Regions from separate parts of the Mus musculus genome. Here region 1 is linked to region 2. The links are chromatin loops, found by intact Hi-C in ENCODE. Cell type or tissue: heart. All regions are shown on one strand. Links, peaks and the distances in the headings refer to the core of each region. The heading gives the core; the rest is flanking DNA. Region 1 holds the start of Exoc3l (exocyst complex component 3-like). Region 2 holds the start of Fhod1 (formin homology 2 domain containing 1).

What was found. A loop is a pair of places that touch in the nucleus more often than their neighbours do. Peaks named below come from ENCODE experiments on the same cell type or tissue, not always from the same donor. Only the 100,000 strongest peaks of a DNase experiment are listed, where the experiment ranks them.
Region 1: it touches region 2 in a loop (2.4-fold over the local background); 3 of 42 quality-filtered maps call a loop at or near these places.

Annotation. Positions count from the first base shown.
Region 1 is chr8:105,295,109-105,300,474 of GRCm38, forward strand. It overlaps Exoc3l (exocyst complex component 3-like), which reads right to left and starts at 1,005. Exons shown (of 14, transcript NM_177788.5): 1 at 798-1,005; 2 at 518-598; 3 at 152-327; 4 at 1-76. The coding sequence starts at 551. E2f4 (E2F transcription factor 4) reads left to right here and starts at 2,555. Exons shown (of 10, transcript NM_148952.1): 1 at 2,555-2,767; 2 at 3,173-3,282; 3 at 3,427-3,588; 4 at 3,888-3,931; 5 at 4,950-5,011; 6 at 5,211-5,366. The coding sequence starts at 2,633. In heart, for the core only: no CTCF peak of the experiment used is centred there; DNase peaks (open chromatin) are centred at 293, 963, 2,563, 3,748 and 1 weaker place; H3K4me3 peaks cover 4,277 bases; H3K27ac peaks cover 2,999 bases.
Region 2 is chr8:105,346,596-105,351,961 of GRCm38, forward strand. Fhod1 (formin homology 2 domain containing 1) reads right to left here and starts at 1,375. Exons shown (of 22, transcript NM_177699.4): 1 at 1,058-1,375. The coding sequence starts at 1,258. It overlaps Slc9a5 (solute carrier family 9 (sodium/hydrogen exchanger), member 5), which reads left to right and starts at 1,663. Exons shown (of 16, transcript NM_001081332.1): 1 at 1,663-2,977. The coding sequence starts at 2,782. Gm46049 (a long non-coding RNA gene) reads left to right here. Exons shown (of 4, transcript XR_003947441.1): 3 at 1-243; 4 at 480-1,061. In heart, for the core only: CTCF peaks have their summits at 949 and 2,301; DNase peaks (open chromatin) are centred at 456, 1,456, 2,286 and 2,706; H3K4me3 peaks cover 3,829 bases; H3K27ac peaks cover 3,071 bases.

The DNA of each region.
Region 1 (5,366 bases), core at 207-5,206, 52 kb before region 2:
CCTGCACAGCCTCGAGGGCTCGGGTCAGCTGCCACACACCAGTCTGCACACCTTCCAGGTAGGACTGCACCACTGACTGTGGAGAGAGGTAGCCGCTCCTAAGGCCTGGCCAGCCCTCCAGCCCAGTCTAACACTCCTGCTCCTCACCCACCTTAATTCTTGCTTCCAGGGAATAGTTACGCTGTATTTCACGGCTTCGGTACTGGCCCAGCCTGGTCAGCTGCTCTGGCCGGTAGAAGATGCCTGAAGCCCACTTGAGTGCTGCACCCCGAGCCAGCTGTTCGGCCCTCTCCTGCTCTGGCCACTCAGGCCTTGGGCAGGAAGATCCTGGGGTTGGTTGTGTCAGTCAGGGAGGGCCTGTGGCTAACGCACCTGCTGCTCTTCTGTTTCCTCGGGACAGCCCCACTCTTGGCAATCCTATAGAGCTCTAGCTAGACCTGACGGGAAAACCCAACCCCACTAATTCCCATTTGTCTTGACATCATCCTTCCCCAAGCCCAGCCAACGAGGCTCATACCAGGACGAAGTGTGGGCTGTATCTTGCTGTCCATAGTTTGCCTAGAGCTGCTGCCGATGTGGTAGGAGTGGGAGCGAGTGCCTGGAGGAGATCAGGCAGAGCGGATGTTCCTTGGGCTCCGCTGAGAAAGAGGAGCAGGGTCCTTGCCTACCCCCTTCAGGAAGTAAGAAGGGGATACCTGGGAGGCCTCAGTCCTCTGGCTTGGACTATGCAAATAGGCAAAACTGTAAGTCCCCTTTCCTGCTCTGTAACGCCCAGGATAGTTTGGTACAGAACTTACCAGATCTGACCGGTGTCCAGTTCTCCCTCCTCTGCAAGTGGCCTTGGCCTTGAGAGTAGCCTTCTCGCTCCTGCAGAGCTGGGCACACCCTCACTGCTCACGGGACCGGAGGGACTCCAGCTCCTTTGGCACCAGCAGCCAAATTCCTCTCCCCAAGGAAGCCTCTCTCCCACTTCACGGCCCAGAAACCCCTACTTCTCCCCCAAGGCCCCTCCTTCAAAGCAGAAAGGAAGGAAGTTGAGTCTCTGGCACTTTATTCCCAACAGGAAAAGCATCTGCATTGAGGTGGGGAGCGCTGGGCGCCATTTCCTGTTGGGTGGGGGCAGCTGTGGACTCCCCCGGTGAGCACCAAGTCTTGATCAGCCCACCTTAGACTTCTAAATACTCCGGAAACACATATGCATATTTAAAGCTGATTTGGCCTCAAGCTGGTTTGAAGGATGACCCCCTATGTGGTAGAGCCTCAGCAAACCGCAGTCGAGTCTGAGAACCACAGATGGTATATGCCTTGGTAGGGGAAAGATCACATGTGGTGAGGCAAAAGAATAGTGAGAGATGGCAGTTAGGGATCCAAAAAGCTACATTGTTCCTGTAAGTGATGGGGAGCTAGGGAGGACACTAGATATAATGGAGCACCACCCAAATCCACCCATCATAATAGACCCTCACTTCCTACTGTCAGAAGGGTTGACAGCTAAGACCTCAGGAAGACTACCCCAACTTCAGGCTCCATTATAACTAGAGCTTCCGAAGTCTGCTTTCTCACAAGTGTGAATCATCAATCAATTTGGGGAAGGCAATTTGTGTCCTAGAGGGACTGACCGTCATAAAGACATAACCATAAGTGATAACACTGTTAAAAATAAATAAGACTTGCAAGCTGGTAAGATGGCTCAGAGGCTCAGAGCACTTGCTCCTCTTGCAGAGGACAGGGCTTCAGTTCCCAGCACCTACACGGCAGCTAATAATAACTGCCTGTTAACTCTAGCTCCCAGAGATCTGACACCCTCTTCTAAACCTCCTTGAGCACCTGCACACATGTGGACAAACATAAACACATACACACACAATAATAATAATGATGATGATGATAATAATAATATAAACCTTTAAAAACTGCAAAAATAAATGAGACTTGCAAACACACAGTTCTTCCCATGTGTCAGAAAATGCCTTAAAGGCTTTGCTTATATTCACACGCAGGCAAACACCTTTGCATGGACTAAGTAGTGGTTGGAAATAAGACTCCTGGCCACTGTGAACTGTATGTAGCATGGAGGCCAGCGAAAAATGATGCTGGAACGAAATAAGAGATAGAAGTATGCAAGCTATTTATTGTTAGTGCTTGCTGTTTTGGCAGGAAGTAACAGGAACAGCAGGAATTATCTCTGAACATCAGGGAAGCCTTTAGAATAAGTTTTAAGCAAATAGGCTAAGCTTGTGGCTTATGGCTTCCCTTCCCTGGATGGAATGTTCAGGCAGTTAGTAGTCTAGAAGCAGCTTAGCAAGGAAGAGTCGGGTGGTTCTCGCTTCTCAACTGCCGGTACTGCTCACTAACTTCTTCCATTTCCTACCATACAATTTTTTCAGGTTTCCTAGCTGCCCTAAGGAGTTGTTTTGGTTTCCTTTGCTAATGATACATTTGCCGACGGTCCCCCGGAGTTTTGCGTCCGGATCAGCAGACGGGAGTTGCACCAGATACCCTGGGAAGGCGCGAGACGGAAGCGGAAGCAGCCTTGATAGCTCCGGTGGCCCGGCGACTAGGAACGGAAGCGGAAGTGGCGCCGCCGCCGGCCTCGCCTGGCCTGGCTGAGGGGAGGCGGCGGGCGGGCGCGATGGCGGAGGCCGGGCCACAGGCGCCGCCGCCCCCGGGGACTCCAAGCCGGCACGAGAAGAGTCTGGGACTTCTCACCACCAAGTTCGTGTCGCTCTTGCAGGAAGCCAAGGACGGCGTGCTTGACCTCAAGCTGGTGCGCTCCGGGCCGAGGGGGCGACTGGGGAGATGGGGGCACCAGGCCTGGACCGGGAGCGGGAAGCCAGCGGGGCGGCCCCACTGAGTCCTCCGGCCGCCATCCGTGTGCTTTCTCACCCTGATGAGAGAGGCGGGAGGTTGTTTCCATTCACCGAAGCCATTAAGCCTCAGCTCTGTCTGGGTCCCGGCTGCAGGTGCAGGCCCTCGTGGCCCTTGGCGACTAGGACAGGGAGCCGAGCATCAGAACACAGCTAAGCCAAGACTCTTCCCGACACACTCGCGGAGTGATTGGAAGGAACGCCAGGGTTGGGACATAAGACTACCTCCCATTCCAGACTAAACATCTCAGGGTGCACACTTTTTAAGAGTGGGGCTCCATTCTCCATTCTGTTCTACCTGCCAGGCAGCCGACACTCTTGCTGTGCGCCAGAAACGGCGGATCTACGACATCACCAACGTGCTGGAAGGCATCGGTCTGATCGAGAAGAAATCCAAGAACAGCATCCAGTGGAAGTGAGTGTGGGCTGTTTGGGGAGGGCAGAAGTGTCAGGGGTGTTGGGGTTGGGAGGGGATGGTGATGTTTATAGGAGAGAGTTGGGGTCTGGCACCCAGAGATCTTAGGGATCCCACGCTCAGTCTCTCAATCCCATGGTTCAGGGGCGTCGGGCCAGGTTGCAATACCCGGGAGATCGCTGACAAGCTGATTGAGCTCAAGGCAGAGATCGAGGAGCTGCAGCAACGAGAGCAAGAACTGGACCAGCACAAGGTGTGGGTGCAGCAGAGCATCCGGAATGTCACTGAGGACGTCCAGAACAGCTGATATCCTCTGCCAGTCCCTGCCTCGGGGAGTGGGCAAGGGGCGCTCAGCTGGTTTTGCTCTGTGGCGCTCTGGGTCCTGTACCTCTTAAAAGAATGCTCCAGCAACCCCTGGTCAGATTCAGACGGGAGGCTCCAGTCTCTTCCAGCCTTAGCCCATGATCCTTACCCACCTGGACCCCAGGTTCCAGAAATTTCCTCTGAGGGCTGTGTGGAAGGCATAGGCTGAAACATTGGGTCTCTTCTGTGGTCTGCCATCTGGCACAAAAAAAAGCCTCAGCTGTTCTCCTTAACCCCCACACCTTGGCCTACGTGACTCATGAAGACATCTGCAGATGCTTTGCTGGTGAGCGGAGCCTGGGTAGAGGGAGGTGGGGGGTGGGGCTGAGCTAAGTCATGGACCCATGGTCCAAAAAGAAGTTCCAGCTCTCGAAGGTTCGTGATGCCTACTTAAAGAGAAACAGGCAGCAGGTGTCAGTTTGGAAGTCACTGGGACTCTGTAGGGTACAAGAGTCCCCAGTGTGTCCCTGGGTTTGCCCTTATCAGCAGTGTTCTCTGAGTTTGGTTCTTGGGCAATATAGTGGCACAGAGGAACAAAAAGAATTTGTACATGTAACTTGTGTGCACAATCTTACATACTTGTATGTAGGGGTCGGTGGTGTCTGTTTCTAATTTGTACTTAGTCCCACTATGTATATACGAATTGTTCCTTTTTTTTTTAAGATTTACTCATTTATTATAATATGTAAGTACACTGTAGCTGTCTTCAGACACTCCAGAAGAGGGAGTGTCAGATCTCATTACGGATGGTTGTGAGCCACCATGTGGTTGCTGGGATTTGAAGAGCAGTTTAGTGCTCTTAACTGCTGGGCGATCTTTCCAGCCCTCGTTTCTTTATCTTATATTCCATCTTGCATCTTGGAAAAACTTGGTCAGAACATCTATTTCTAGGGATCAGCATCATTTGAAGAGTGAGGTGGTGGTACCTGTGGCTGGTGACTTGTTCCAGAATATAATAGTACATTTAATCCCAGTACTTGGGAGGCAGAGGAGAACAGATCTTTGAGTTTGAGGTTAACCTTGTCTACATTGCAAGTTCCAGGACAGCCAAGGCTACACAAAAATACCCTGCCTCAAAAAGAAGAAAGAAAGAAAGAAATGTGTTTGGACCTAGATTTTCTGAGCATGAGGTTTTGCGGAGAGAAGAATTTTTGCTGTACCCAGTGCTCTAGGGAGGTAGAGGCTTAATATCCAGTCTCTTAGAGACTGATTTCTAGTCCTGCTCCAGACAAGACAGGAAAGGAACAGACACTTGCTTTCTAATTGAGCTCATGGGCCCTGACACATTCTCCTTGTCGTTCTAGGAGATACCCTCCTTGCCATCCGGGCGCCATCGGGCACCAGTCTAGAGGTGCCCATCCCAGAGGTAGGTACTTATCCCTGCAGGGCGGTGTCGGCCGAGGGTGGATACTGGCTGTGAGGCTTGATAAGTTCAGGGTGGGGCAGGTAGGGGAGGCCTGGAGTTTGGGGTTATCTAGGTGGATTAGCAGATGAGGAGGACGACAGTCTGGCTCTGAACCAGGCAAGCAGGAGCCATGCCTGCTTACAATTCTGTTTGTCCCCAGGGTCTCAATGGCCAGAAGAAGTACCAGATTCACTTAAAGAGCATGAGTGGGCCTATCGAGGTGCTGCTAGTGAACAAGGAGGCCTGGAGTTCACCACCTGTGGCTGTGCCTGTCCCTCCCCCTGACGATCTACTCCAGAGTCCACCTGCTGTTTCT
Region 2 (5,366 bases), core at 249-5,248:
AAGAGCTGGGGCTCTGCCTGGCCACTGGCCACTCCCCAGGCCAAGTTTCGCCGACCCCCTCCTGACTGCACTTGGAGGCAGGGCTGGCTGCAACGCGAGGAATGCAGTTTAGAGGCCTGGAGCCTAGGGCACATTCCAGGGGAGACCCCGGGGCTAAGGGCCATGTTTACGCAACCCCGCGCCCAATTGTGGCACCCCATCAACTCCCTCCCATCTCCCTCACAGCTCCCAGCTAACCCGCAGGTCAGGAACCCTGGGGGGTGGTAGTGTGTATGCCTCTGGGAGTCCTGGCCCGGAAAAAGCAAGCCGGAAAGGGATGCCTGCGGGGAGGTGGAGGGGAGGCCAGCAGGAGGGGAGGGGTGGTCCTGCTGGACATACGGAAAAATGCCTCTCTAACTGAGCAAAGTCGGCCTAGGAACGTCGGCAACTAGGGTAGGCCAGCGGTTTAAAATTAGACTGATCCACCCCCTCCCTTCCAGGCGTAGGCCACCAGCGGCGGGCCTAAGGGACCATGGGGGCGGTGACGCAAAGGGCTTTCCCACCCGGGCAGCCTCCCATGAGCGCACGGCCGCTTCCAAGGGACTCCTCTCATCCTGGCTGGGACTCCAGTCTTCAACAGCGCTGGAGAGACTGTATTCCAAGGACCCAACCCAGCCGGTAGCCTCGATCCCTTCTATGATTGCTCCCTAAACCCGCCCCTCTTTGGGGCCCCGCCCCCGACTACCTGGAGCAGGTGGAAGTCTGTCCCTTCCCAACTCCACTTCCCCAATCCGCTACAACCACAGCAGCAACCCTGGCAAAGAGGCAGCGAGGGGACTCCAAGCACCTCTTCAGGAGGGCCTAACTTTCAAGGGAAGCCCGAGTGGAACAAATCACAAACTCTCATTTGGCTTCTATACTGTCCCCTCAACTTGAGTCTCCCCCTGTAGGCAGAGGAGCATAGACCTTAGGACCCCGGCCGGAGACTTTTCTGGAGGCGAGCACCCGCCCGTGACGATCTCTCTCCTAGAAGCACTGTCTGTCCACCGCCCACCTCAACCTCCGCAGCGCCCCTCACCTTAAGAGGCGCCCCCAGGAGTCGGTGCAGAGCAGGGATCTGCGCACTCAGGGGCAGAGCCCCGTCCAGGCTGCAGGTGGGGGCCCGGCGTGGTTCCGGGAAGTTGGCACAAGCGAAAGGGTCGGTGTCTTCCAGGTACTGCACTCTCACAGTTACCACGGATACTGGGTCCCCATCCCCGCGCTCTTCCTCGCCCGCCATGGCTCTGCCACCGGCTACCGCTGGACGCCTCTTGTGTCCCCTGCAAATGCTGCAACTTCAACTCGACTAAACTTTGCTGTTAGGGCCGGGCCAGGCTGGGCCGGACGCTCGCGGCTCGAGGGGCGGAGCCAGATGAAGGTAGGACCAAGGAAGGGGGTGGAGCCAAGACTGAGCGGCGAGCGCGCGCTCGGGGTTAACCACCGCCGGAGGCGGCGCTTGGGCCAGCCACTCAGAGAGCTGGTGATCCCGTTAGTTCCATTGCTAGGAGGGCGGGAAAACCCGAGCTCCCGCTCCGCCTCAGAGCAGAGGGCGGGGAGACTTTCTTTAGATTTGGTATGGGCGAGGCTGCAGCGGATCTTTGTAAGGATTTTTAGGGCAGATGGGGGGGGGGGGGTAAATCTCTTCGGATAATCTGGGTAGCTGGGCCACTCTCAAGGGACGAGATGGGACTAATTGCTAGCTTGAAAGACAAATGAAAGCATTTCTCTCATTTGGGGAAAGCAGTAAGAAGAATCTCTTTCAATGTGGAATAAGAAGTGGAAATAGATTTTATATTTGAAAGAAGAGGTGGATTCAGTCCCCTTTAGCTGTGGGGGCAAAAAAAAAGAGGACGGGTGCTCTTTCTCGAAAAAGAATGGGATGAGTCACTGTGAGGAGGCAGGTAGCACATGTTTTTTCGGCTTGGGTGATGAATGAAAAGTGGAGACATTCTTCGGTTTGGGGCGAGATGAGTCAAATGCCCCAAGTTGTTCCTAATTTAAAGGGAATTCCATAAGGTCCTCTCAGATCCATGGAATAGGCAAACAGTTCCCTGTAGTTTGAAGGAAAGGGAAGGCGGCGCCTCTGGGCTCTGGAGAGATGAGGAATAGCCAGCTTTTCAGCCTGGAAAGAGCCGGGTCCGTCCCGGCCTTGAGGTTTCTGGGTACGTTGAGAGCACCGTTGTCCATTAGGCTTTCTGGGTGTGCCCAGTGCGCGTGCGCAGCTGTGGTCCGGTAGGGGGGTCCCAGGTTTTGGAGATCGTGCTGGAAGGCGGCAGCGCACCGCCCCCTGCGGTTTTCTCAGCTTAGCACTGGGACCCGCAGCCTGAGCACCTGGGACGGGTGGCCCGCTGCTGGGCGGTGTTCTGCAGTAGCTGCGCTTGTCTCTGCTTCCCGAGACCCCCGTCCTTCTTGGTGCTCCGGGACGCGGTGGCTGGTCACCTTTCTGAATCCGGAGGAGAGGCGGTTTAGGAGAGCACACTCGAAAGAGTGGGTTTCAGGACTCGAGGGGTTAGGAGGGTTATGCTGGGGAATTTCCGGAGATGAGATTAACCTAGAAGAGATGGAGGAGGGGATCCTAACTGCTAGGATCCTGGGCAGGGTCTCGGGGTCCGGACCTGGCCTGGGGGTATCGGAGCTCGGATTGGGGGGAGTGAGCCCCACGTGCCTGTGACGCGGGGGCGCCGGGTAGGCGGCGGCAGCGGCGGCGGCGGCGGCGGCAGCGACGCGGGGCCGGCGGCCGTGCAGTGCCCGGAGGACAGCAAGATGCTGAGCGCCGCACTGCTTCTTCTGCCCGGGTTGCCCCTGGCGGGGGCGGGGGCCACAGAAGAACCCACCCAGGAGTCCGGGCCGTTGGGTGAGCCTCCTCCAGGCTTGGCGCTCTTCCGCTGGCAGTGGCACGAGGTGGAGGCGCCCTACCTGGTGGCCCTGTGGATCCTGGTGGCCAGCTTAGCCAAAATCGGTGAGTGTGTGTGTGTGTGTGTGTGTGTGTGTGTGTGTGTGTGTGTGTGTGTGTGTGTTCGCGCGCCCGCACGCCAGGCTAGCGGCCCGCAGAGGACCCGCCCCCAAGCCCCTAGGTCTCCAGATTTGCGTCTTGCATTGTGCGGGGACTTAGGCTCCAATTCCACAAATCTGGGTTCTCTCCCATTTCCTGCTCTCTTGTGGGTCTCCCTTCTTGGTTGGTAGTTCAGGGGATTTGCCTTCCTAAGAGCTGCCTGTCGCCGCTCTCCTCTCACCGTTCCATCCTTAGACTCTTTCCCCCAGTTTCCCCTTCCCCTTGCAGTTAGCTCTCCTCAATAAACGTCAGTAAGGCCTCTCCTCCAGACGTCCAGCTTCTCAGAAACCTGTCAGCAATGAGGACGCAAGGGGACACTGAAGGGATGATATTCTCCTGGAAACCCTAGGCATTCTGGTTCTGAGAAATTTTCCTGCCCTGGAGAGACGGCCAAGAGTCTGAGATTTTAATATCTCCTGAGATAGCTAAAAGGCCACTTTTCCTATAGCATATCTCTCTACTCCACTTAAAGCTGTTGCCACCTTCTATAGCCCATTTGCAACCTCACCCTCCAATTCACATTCCTCTTTTCGATGTTTAAAAAACTTGCGTTTATTGGATCTTGACTGTGTGCTGGCTACCCTGGGTGCTTTCATATGTTCTCCCTCTTTCCGCCCTCACATTGAAGGCTGTGCTTCAGGTTCACACATTTTTCCCCCATCAGAGATGCTTTTCCTTGCCTCTCCCCGCTTTCTGGCAGCCAGTGGTCCCTCCTCCTCGATGGAGACCCTCCTCCTTTCTCACTGTTGTTCAAGCTCTGCTGTGGGGGTGACTAATTATAGCTGAGCGCTGCTACTCACTCTCCATCTATGCTGGCACAGCTTGTACTCCAGTCTCCCCAGTGAAACCTTCATGTAGGAATCCCACAGCCTAGTGTTTGCCTCCTTCTCCTGGGATATTGCTGGGGGTATAGAACGGGAAATGGAGATGTGATAGAACTCTCCACTCCACCTTGGCAGCCCTCAATTAATAATGGAGCTCTAAGTATCTTCAGGGGACCTGATTCTGCCAGAGAACTGATTTTTTCGTAGGTCGTGGGTTTGCAGGGATGGGGATGGGACATGCTCAGGGAAGAAGGAAACCAGAGATGGGGCTGGAGAGAGGAGGACCTGTGTCTGAGCTCACCTTAGAGGCCCAGCAGCAAGGTGTAGAAAGCAGCTTCAACTTGGAGTAAGGACTGCGTTTGTGGACAAGCCCATGGGTTGTAGAACAGCCTTCTCTTACTTAAAGTTTATAGCTTTAAACATCCTAAATAAACAGTGCCTTTTCTAGTTTGGATAATACCTCCTACAGAGGAAGACAATGAGTCCTCTCCAGCGAAAAAGGATGGGGGGGGGCGGGGTGGCATTCACAGTATTCTGGAACACCTTCCAGTTTCAAAACTAGAATGCCCTTTCATTCCATACATTTCCTTTCATTCAGTACATATAGATGCAGAGTCCCCTATGTTCTAGATAAGATGTAGGGCCTTTGGGTGCAGTTTCCAAAGGGCCTTGCTTTGGCATAAGCTTAAGGTTAATAAGGATCTTTCCCCTATCTGCCCGAGGGACTGGGCCATATGGGCTGTGTCCAACATGCAAGAACCCAAGGGAGAACCATATTAGGGACAAAGGTAGGAGAAGCAATAATGTCAGAAATCCTTTTCTTAGACCCTCTTCCCCTAGAGACAGATATGTTTCTTTTCTCCAGAGTCAAATGTAATTAATATTTGTTGAGAGCCTACTGTGTGTCTGACACCAAGCTAGGCACACTTGCCCATCTTGTATACTCTGTCCCTGCCCTTTGCGATGGATGTTTTTCTTACGCCAAAGGAGAGAAACTGAAGTTTAGGTAGATCAAAGAACTCGCCTGATGGTTTGGAGACTTGGGTCAGTGGCTAAGAGCACCTCCGGTTGAGGACCCAGGTTCAGTTCCCAGGACCCACATGGCAGCTAACGTCAGACCATGGCTCAATTTCCAGAGGATCTGTGGGCTCCTGCACTCATGTGGTACACAAATACACGTTATAAATAAATAAATAAATAAATAAATAAATAAATAAATAAATTTATTTCCTAGGATCACATCATTAGACCCTGATAAGGTCAAGGGGCTTTGAGATCTGACTGCTCTCTGCAAAGCTTGCTCGGTCTCTCTCTCTCTCTCTCTCTCTCTCTCTCTCTTCCTCCCTTCCTTTCCTTCTTTCTTTATTGAGACTGAGAGTACTATACAGCCCTGGCTAGTCTGGAACTCACACGCACAGGGGTCTGCCTGCCTCTACTTGCTTCCTGAGTGCTGGCCTTAAAGCATGTGCCAC